Regions from separate parts of the Homo sapiens genome. Here region 1 is linked to region 2. The links are chromatin loops, found by intact Hi-C in ENCODE. Cell type or tissue: endothelial cell of umbilical vein. All regions are shown on one strand.

Region 1 (5,000 bases), 53 kb after region 2:
CGGTGGTGGTGGTGGTAATACGCCATTTCATGTAGGGGATGAAACTGGGTAGAATTTAACATGAGAAACCCCACACCAATGCCCAAATTTATCCTGCAATAATAATACCAGTCCTTAACCTGGTTGATATTTATGTGTCTTTTTCACAGTTATGCTCTCCTTAGTTGACACTGTAAAGATTAAAAGAGTTAATTCATGCAAAATGCTTGCAACAGAGCCTGGCACACGGTAAATGCTCAGCAAATGTTGGCTGCTGTCACGAGTTTCCATTTGCCTTTCTTCTGGGCCTTCACTCTGTCTCTGCCCTGCTTTGCCCCATTCCCAGCCACTGCTCCAGAAGCAGGGAGGGGACCTTCCTTAGAGGGTTTTGTCTGCAGTGGTTCACAGCACTAGCTTTAAAGTCAGACAGATGCAGCCTTGGATCTGGAATCGACCATTTACTAGTTACCATGGCAGGATGTTGTCTATCTTCTTTGCCCTCCATACCCATGTCTTCAAAACGGTCGTTAGAGGGATTAAGAGCTGATACAAAGTGTATGGTGGTTGGCAGAGAGGAGTCAGATGAGTGGAAACATCACTTCACTGTAACCTTGATCATTTCCACAAAGTTTTAATACTTCTGTTTGACTCTTTTGACTCTTCTCCAATTCAGAATTCACCTTGTTAGGATTGGGGACTTCTTTAGAACTTGGAGATAGGCCACTGGGGATCTTTAGCATCATAGCCTCCAATTGCTCCGCACTGACATTGCAGCTGTGAAAAGTACTTGAAACTGACTTAATCCTTTTTCACTCTTGAATTTTAAGATCCAAATCCACTTTTCATAGGAATTCACCTCGACAGGCTTATTATACTCAGGTTATCTATATTGCCTCCTTTCTTGAAGATTTAAATCCCTGTTCTCTTTTAGGAGTACCTTCCAGGGAAGCCTCATCTTTGAACTGGGTTTACTAGTTTTTTTCTGGCAGCTTTAACAATTCTTTGTTCATCAGGGAGTTTCTAGCTAATTTTAGTCCTGGTGCTTCTCCTTCAAGAGCAAACTCTCCTTACATCTCTGTTAGAAGAATCCTGTTTCCACACATACTGAGAATGTGCCGTCACAGTTTTTTAAATGTCTTTGGATCATGGTGCCTGAGAGTTTTAAAAGTGATTCACTGCCTGGATAAAAACTACTCTGAGATTACATTCATTTTAAAAGGCAAGCGTCCTGAGGCTCAGGGTTTCTTTTTCCACCTACTCAGTGGTACCAAGGGAAGAGGGACGAATTTATCTTCTTTTCATTTTACTCAAGTGTCGTTTAAGGACTTTAAAAGCTATGCACTGGGCCAGGATATTAAATACAAACACATACACAAAGACATAAAAATAGGAACAAACTAAGCATATTGATTTTGATATATTGCATTTCCATCTGTTTGTCTTAAATTAGGACTCTAGTTCTGGAATCAAGCTTGAGACTCTGAGAACTTAGGGCCTAATTTTACTTTACTGAGGACCTCTTTCTCTTGAGTTCTGTGTTCTTTTTCATGACTTCTGTGTTCTTCAAATGCTGTTCTACATTAAATATGAAATATGATTATATTAGAAAAATTATAATTTGGTCATAGCATGTGTTTCTTATCTGAGTACAGAAAAAGGCCATAGTTTTTTCACAGGGTTTTTACCTGTCCCTTGCGACAATCATTCACATGGTTTCTCTCCTGGGGAGACGCAGCCACTGGCTGACAATAAGGCTTAATGAAACCATGTTCAAGCCTTTGCTTCTTTTTTCAAATTCTCCTGGCTCTTCTTTTCTTGATCTTTAATACACTGAATCAGTTTCAGGGATAGCAGTGAATAAATCTGAGTGTTCAACAGAGGGAAGGATTTATGACCTTGATGTCACAGGTCTTCCTTCTAAGGTTAAAGAGTTAAAGACTGACCAGGCACGGTGGCTCATGCCTGTAATCCCAGCACTTTGGGAGGCCGAGGTGGGCAGATCACCTGAGGTCAGGAGTTCGACACCAGCCTGGCCAACATGGTGAAAACCCGTCTCTACTAGAAATACAAAAAAATTAGCCAGGGTTGGTGGCAGTCGCCTGTAATCACAGCTACTTGGGAGGCTGAGGCAGAGGAGTCACTTTCAAATATACTTTTGGTGTAACCTAGAGGCTGGCTATATTTATTTTGTTGTTTATTTATTTTTTAACTTAGAAGTATCCCAGTCCATGGCAGCTCATTTGCCTACTGAGATCTGAAAACAACCAGCCTGTTGTGAAGTGCCAAGTAATGGCATCTTCAGCTTGCGTCTGGGAGAATGTGTGCTCACAGCTGCCAGACACAGAGTCCAAATCTCCTGATGCCATCTGCCAAACCAGCCAGGCCTTTCCGCTGGAGGCACGCCTTTTGGTTCAGCACGGAATGTACAAGTCCAAAGAGTCGTTTTAAATTATGTGATTTATTTAAATCTTATCTAAGCAGGAAGTCAATCTATTACCTTAAAAAATTCCATAGTACCAAGATAGGGAGTGATTTCTGCCTTCAAATACTGTTTTTTTCATGGACATCACAAATTTTATTTCCACATTAGATTTCCTTTCTGCTCATAGTTGTTTATAGCAGATTCCCAGATATTCCCCGTTCACAGCACCCTTAGTGTCACTTTATTTCGTGGCATCCCTAGGCTGAAAGACACACCCAGCAGTTCTCTTTATTAGGTACTTAGGACCAAATAACTTAATAAGTACTTACATCCTAACAATTTAGTAGGCACTTAAAAGAAATAATACACATAAATTTAAAGGAAACAATTAATTTTATTTTTAATAACCACAACTCACTACAAATGGGTGGTGTGTACCTGTTGGACACTGACAGCTTCTCAGCCTTTGGGTCAGATTGGCCAGCACCATTCGCATTTCCTGTCCCTCATTGATTACTTGCCTTTTATCATAGCAGGCCCCCAAATACCCAGCTTCACAAATATGTCTTCAAAAGGAGCATAGCACAACCTGCTGCTGAAACAGCAGCTTCTGGCTGAGGTCACATATCACTGTGTTCTCCTCGAAAATTTAAAATACCCCATGACACCCCTCAGAGTTGGGTAGGCTCCTCAGTGTTTATTACCAGTTTGAATGCTACAAGTTTGTTGTGTGGTTTAATTTTGTGATTTGATAGTTGTAGGTGGATTTATCTTTTAATTTTTTTAAGTCTTCATTCTATCACATTCTGAAACAGGTATGCATTTAGTCTTTAGCGATCAAAGGTGGTTTCTAACAAGTGAATTGATGTTTACATCTGAATGTTTCAGACTAGTTTCTTTTTATCTCATTGTATATGACCTGGTTCTTTAAAGGTGAAGTAATGGAATGCAACTCTTGAGCCAACTTCCTAACAGAAAAAATAAGTGCAATAAAAGCAATTTCCCTTAAAGTTCAGTACTCATCTTTATTTTGTTCTGTCTTAATAAAACTTTATTGTTGGCTTGATTTCCATTTAGCTTCTCCATATACAACCTCAACTCCAAACATCAACAGTGTGAGAAATGCTGATTCGAGAGGATCTCTCATAAGCACAGATTCGGGTAACAGCCTTCCAGAAAGGAATAGTGAGAAGAGCAATTCCCTGGATAAGGTAATTGCTTTTCACCCAACACAAATGTTTCTTATAATCAATGGATTTAGCCCAAAGTAAACGTACTTCATGTTCTAGTGCCTTTTAAGTGTGACCTTTTGTTTTTTTCTAAACCACCCGGCTGACCTGGAGTAGGTGATGAGAGCTTTAAGGTTGGGGCCCATTCCTTGAAGTGCTCTGATTCCTGTTTCCAGTACCTCAGATCCTGGGCAGGGTTTGCAGTGGAGCGTCTTGAGTGAATGGCTCTGGTGGGTTGAACGGGGAGGGACTCAAAATGCTGCCCATCTCAATTTCCTGTAGTCTTTTTATTTATTTATTTATTTTTTGAGACAGAGTCTCGCTCTGTCGCCCAGGCTGGAGTACAGCGGCACGATCTCAATTCACTGCAACCTCCGCCTCCTGGGTTCAAACGACTCCTCTGCCTCAGCCTCCCCAGCAGCTGGGACCACAGGCACAAGCCACCACGCCCGGCTAATTTTTGTATTTTTAGTAGAGATGGGGTTTCACCATATTGGCCAGGCTGGGCTCAAACTCCTGACCTCGTCATCCGCCCGCCTCGGCCTCCCAAAGTGCTGGGATTACAGGCGTGAGCCACTACACCTGGCCAATTCCCTGTAGTCTTTATACCAGAGACACCATCATCAACACAGCTCTCCACCCACAAGGGTGTTAGGTCTGAAGCCAGCTCCAGAGAATAATTGATCATATAGGTGATTCAGGGGTAAGAAATCACTTTATTCACACAGCACGCACCCACAACACAACACTTCCTCCTCATACTTAGCCTTTTTTCTTGAAACTACTAAGTGCTCAGACCATTTGGAACTTTGTAGGAAAGGATAAAGTGTGGGTTTAAACCTGGAGCCATGGTAGATTGGTATCACTTTGGGCACAGATTTTCTAAGTTACTTCAAGTTACAGGCAAGTGCCCATCCCAATAAACAGCTGAGCCATTTAGGGATTTATCCCTAGTTCTCCAAAAACACCCGGAAGACATCCTTCCTCAGCATCAGGTTTATAATCTTGTCACGCATCCCATGGCTGGCATTGACATGGTTACCATTAAATGCAGTTCTGTTGAGGTGCGAGCAGCTCAGTTTGGGTGTGTCATGACGTATTGAACTTTTCCCTTGACCCCAACATGCCTTCATGTATAGAGGGAGAAGCTGCTCCGAAGGCACTCTGCTTGTGTCATACGCAGTGCTGAAGAGGAGGAGGAGAGCTGCCAGTCAGCCAGGAAAAACCGGGTCACTGTGGATTTTTCCCTTCTAATGATTCCACCTTTGCCAGAGGAGACATTGAATGCAACACCTTCCCTCCCACTGCCGGAAGTACTAAGTTCTCCAGTGGCTCTGATCAAGTGGGCAGGCCAGAGGGTGCATCCATAC
Region 2 (5,000 bases):
CTAGGGAGATTTTTTAAGATATACATATATTTAATATAAATGTATACATTTATGTATATATACTTTTTTATAAGTATAATTGTATATTTTGTCATTTAAAATATTTGGAACTATTTTTAAACTATGGGTTACAAGTTAGGTTAAGCCATTTTAGTTGGTGAAATCAGTTTGATTTCAACCCCTGCTTCTTTTTGTTTTGTTTCTATTTAGTTTTTTATTCTTTTTATTGAGGTATAATTTGCAATAGCAGAATGCTCAAACATGAATTGTAGAGCTCACTGGAGTTCGCATTTGTACACTGATATAAGCAGCCCTCAGGCTAGCTTGTACCTGAGACCCTCTTTATTTTGACCTCCATCACCGTAGATTAGTTTTGACTTTTCTAGACCTTCCTGTGAATGGACTTATACATGTACTCTTTGTGTCAGGCTTATTTAGCTAAACATGTGATTCACTTTAAGAAGTTTTTTTTAGGTCGGGCATAGTGGCTCATGCCTGTAATCCCAGCACTTTGGGAGGCTGAGGTGAGCGGATCTTTTGAGGTTAGGAGTTCAAGACCAGCCTTGCCAACATGGTATAAAACCCTGTCTCTACTAGAAATACAAAAATTAGCTAGGCGTGGTGGCAGGTGCCTGTAATCCCAGCTACTTGGGAGGCTGAGGCAGGAGAATCATTTGAACCTGGAAGGCAGAGATTGCAGTGAGCTGAGATCATGCCACTGCACTCTAGCCTGGGTGACAGAGCAAGACTGTGTCTCAAAAAAAAAAAAAGTGTTTTTTTAATGTAATAGAATTGAATGGAGAATATGAAAGTACACTGCCCTTAATAATGACATTATTTTTTATATAAAATACTGTCATTATTATTTTGGTGGCACCTGCCACCATGCCTAGCTAATTTTTGTATTTCTAGTAGAGACAGGGTTTTATACCATGTTGGCGAGGCTGGTCTTGAACTCCTAACCTCAAAAGATCCACCCACCTCAGCCTCCCAAAGTGCTGAGATTACAGGCATGAGCCACTACGCCCGACCTGAAAAAAAACTTTTTAAAGTGAATTACATAATTTTTTACATAAAATAATGTCATTATTAAGGGCAATGTACTATTTATACATATAGTGTGTATGTGTGTCTTGCATAGTGATATAAAAGATATTTGTTTTTCTTAGTGTGCTATTATGTATATTTATTTACTTTCATTGGTATATAATGTACCTATTTTGGGAGTTCATGTGATACTTTGATATCTGTATACAATGTGTGATGATCAAATCAGGATAATTGGGATAGCCATCACCTCAAACATTTATCTTTGTGTTGGGAATTTGAAACATTTCTTACCAGGAGTCATGGTCAAAACCTGAAAAATGAATCCTTGTTAGAGGCTTTTACTCTTTCCCCCTGGCTTTCAGGTGTTTTACAAATACTTTTATTTAGGAAGGTAGAAAGGTGGAAAGTAATTTTTTGAAGGGGAAAAGAATGAAGAAAATGGAGATGAGTTATTCACTCAGCACATGGGTATCTGTGGGCTTTGCCTTTTAAAGCCCAGCTTGGTGTCAGTGTGAGCAGCCCAGGCAGTAAGGGGAGACCTGTGTTCCCCATCCCCAGCCTTGAGCAAAAATGCAGTTTTGGCTGTTTATCATCCCCCTTCAGGGTGTCTGAACTATTTGCACCGGTTGAGAAGGCAAAGAAGTTGACCTGATAACTGTTGGTCATCCCATTAGGAAGGATGGATTCCATGGTTACAGAATCAGAGACTGAAGTATGCAGAGGGAGGGGTGGGGAGAGAGAACTGTGCAAGGAGTTTACCCAGGGTATGAAGAGGTAAAGAGGTCAGTATCAGGGAAGGAAGGTGCAAGAAAGGGTCAGGCTGGGAGGCTGGGCCACAGTTCAGTAAGATTACAAAGAAGGGCCTAGAACAATGAGGGCAGGCAGAAGGTGGCTGAAGGTGTAATTTCATGGCAGGTTCCTTTTCTAATCAGCTCCTCTAACCTCCTTCATCCTGTTGCCCCGGCTTTTGTTTTCCACTGTGACTAAGACATAGCCAAACAGGATATGACCGACAGGAAGTTGTTTCAGTGCAAAAATAACTGATGTCTCATTCTGGAATATTATGGAAGGGCTCATTACTTACAGTGTGAGTGATGTAAACCCAGGTTTTCAGAATATTTTGTATAATCTTGGAGCTTATGTTTGTACATTTAGTACTGAACATCTGTATTGTTTTCTTATTAGAGAACACACTGTATTTACCCTAAAACTGGTTCTTTTCCTCCTATTGTCTATTATGGAACCAAACAATTTTTATTGTAAATGTAACAGTGTGTAGCATCAGTCTTATAAATATTTTAGTTTGATACACAAACCGTAGTTCAAGTTAGTTAATTGATTTCTTCCCTAGAAAGTCAAGGAGTAACATAATCAGGTTATAAACTTCATTACTAGTTATTTAATAATTTATTTCTCTGGTTACATTTATATCTTAGGTGACATCAGAACATATATGTCACCTCCTTAAAGATAGTGTGAAGAAAACCCACCTTATGTTTTCTTCCACAGCTTTTCTGTTTGTGAGCTTTTATTTTTGTACTCAAAGAATAGCATCCAACTTTTACTTTGGTTTCCCCATGTGGTTCTGAAAGAGAAGTAGAATTTCTTCTAAATCCGGAATTGCTCACATCCTTTTACCTTTTAACTTTGTTTTAAGCAAATGAACTTATTGTTCCAGGTAAATCTTCCACAGTTGCATGCAGGGGAAAGTATGATGTCTCAGACTTTATAGTCTCATGGAGATGGAGTGAGGATCAAGGGCCATGCTCAGCAGAACTTGTCAGGACCCAGCAGTTTCACGGACACCTTTTCTTAATTTTTAAACCAAGTCTATAATAAGTGCTTTCTTCCCTAGATTCCAATCCAGAAAACAATATCATTGCACTATTATACAAAGGAGCTGGCTAGGCTTGTGTCTGTGGGGTCAGCTGGTGTTGCATTTCTGGGCCTCCTTTGTGAAGAGGATGAACTGATGGTCCTGAGAAGTTAGGTGTCTTGGAAGTAGTGGAAATAAATCATGATAACTCTTTAAATTAAAGATTATATATTTTGGCCTCAAAACATTTTGCAAAGTCCTCCTATTCCAACCCAATCTGTTTAAATGACCCAACATTCAACACATTGTTTCTGATAATTCATCCTCAGAATAAGATGCTGTTGGCCATAATCTTTGTCTCTAGATTGTTTTATCTACTCGCAAATAAATTTAAGACACAGAGTATGCCTAAAGCCTACAGCAGACTTTCTGGAAACTCTTGAATGTTTGGTCCATAACTACTTCTTAAGACAAAGAAGAAAACCTTGTCAGGGTGTGTCATTAGTGCTTGAATGTAGGGTTTACAGGATGGGGTGGGGTGGGGGAATCGCCCTTGGTTTAGATGAATCATTCTTTTCCTTGTCTTCTCAGCAAACACCAGTTTCTACAGAGAACAGCTCTGCCATTGTGCATTTTCTGTCTCCATTTTCCTCTCATTCTCCTCTCCACGAAACCCAGAGTAGTCAGTGGGCTTTGGGCAGGAAAGTGGCAACAGGGTGTCTGGGGAAAAGCCAGTTGGCTCTTCTTACCATCACAATATAGACTGACCACAGGTTATTTTAAGAGCAGAGCTGGTTTCCATCACTCTGAGAAGTGCTCAACTACAGACTTTGGGATGATATTTGTTATAGCTGTATTTTCTCCACTCTTAGATTGTGAAAGTACATATTACAAGTATTTATTTTATTATCTTTACTAAAATTTTAATTAAAAAGAAGCGTGCTTGCCGCAATAAGTAAAAATACCCAAAGTTGTTTAAAGAAAAGTTCACCTTTTCCCTTCATCCTCCATTCCCACATTCCTGAGAACACTGAAGTTAATAACCGGTTGCAATTCCCCTTTCACCAAACTGATTGCTCATAGAAATATAGATAAACATATGTAAGGTTTTTAAGTTTTTTTAATAAAAATATGTTCATGATATATACATTATTCTGAAATTTTCTGTATCACTTAAAAATATTTCATAGATGTCCCTCTGGGCCAGTGGAAGATCTGGTTCCCCCTTACATACATATCAGCAAGCTGCATGATATTTCAACTATTGCTACTGCACAGTTTATTCAGCCATCTCCCTATTAATGAACATTTAAGGTTTTTTTTTCAGTTTTTAGCCTCTACAAACAGTACACAATAAACAACATGACATTAAATACTTGTGCTCTTATTTCAGTAGGAGAAATTCCCCAATGTGGAATTTTTAAGTCAAAGTTTATTGTGTTTTTAATGCTTTAAACATTGCCAGGTTACCGTCCCAAAAGGCTATAACAATTCACATTTCTGTTTCTCTGCATCTTCACCAGACGAGTGTAAAATGGTATTTTACTGTGCTTTCATTTATATTTTGCTGGTTATTAGTGATATTTTTCATATTTTCATATATTTATTTGCCATTTGTGTTTTTTCTTCCTGACTTGCTTGTTCACATTGTTTACCTTGTTTTCTTCTGTCTTGTGTAGTGTAATAGTTTAGACTCTGAAGCCAGGCAACCTGAGTTAGAAGCCAGGCCTCTATTTCATGATGTAGGTCTTTGGGCAAAGTACCTAACATTCATGCCTTAGTGTTTTCTCTTTTAATGAGCAGGGATAATAATAGTACCTGCCTCCTAAGGTTGTATAAAATTAAAATGGGCACTTAGGGTAATATCTAGCAGGTAGATATTGGCTATTATCAATAGTAGCTCTTATCGTTACTATTCTTCCAGATACTGTTTCCTGACTCTGGGGCAAAGTCCTGCTACCCCTGAACCACATTTTTCTACCTCTTAGATTTTACTTGGTAATTCCATCAGCCACTGTTGGGCATCCTCTGTGTTTAATGCATCATCTTAGACCTTAGGAGGGATGGGAGGAACTTTAAGAAGCCGAATTTGCTTTTTATTTATCTTGTAGCAGAGCAATAGATGTATATTAGG

The links. Peaks named below come from ENCODE experiments on the same cell type or tissue, not always from the same donor. Only the 100,000 strongest peaks of a DNase experiment are listed, where the experiment ranks them.
Region 1: it touches region 2 in a loop (8-fold over the local background); 1 of 110 quality-filtered maps calls a loop at or near these places.

Annotation. Positions count from the first base shown.
Region 1 is chr13:98,854,510-98,859,509 of GRCh38, reverse strand. It overlaps DOCK9 (dedicator of cytokinesis 9), which reads left to right. Exons shown (of 53, transcript NM_001366683.2): 34 at 3,479-3,612. Among named protein-coding and RNA genes, the nearest start is that of DOCK9-AS1, 25 kb to the right of the region's middle. In endothelial cell of umbilical vein, no CTCF peak of the experiment used is centred here; a DNase peak (open chromatin) is centred at 2,349; H3K27ac peaks cover 2,757 bases.
Region 2 is chr13:98,907,645-98,912,644 of GRCh38, reverse strand. The region is part of intron 9 of DOCK9 (dedicator of cytokinesis 9); the gene reads left to right. Among named protein-coding and RNA genes, the nearest start is that of DOCK9, 68 kb to the left of the region's middle. In endothelial cell of umbilical vein, no CTCF peak of the experiment used is centred here; DNase peaks (open chromatin) are centred at 1,974 and 3,404; H3K27ac peaks cover 4,423 bases.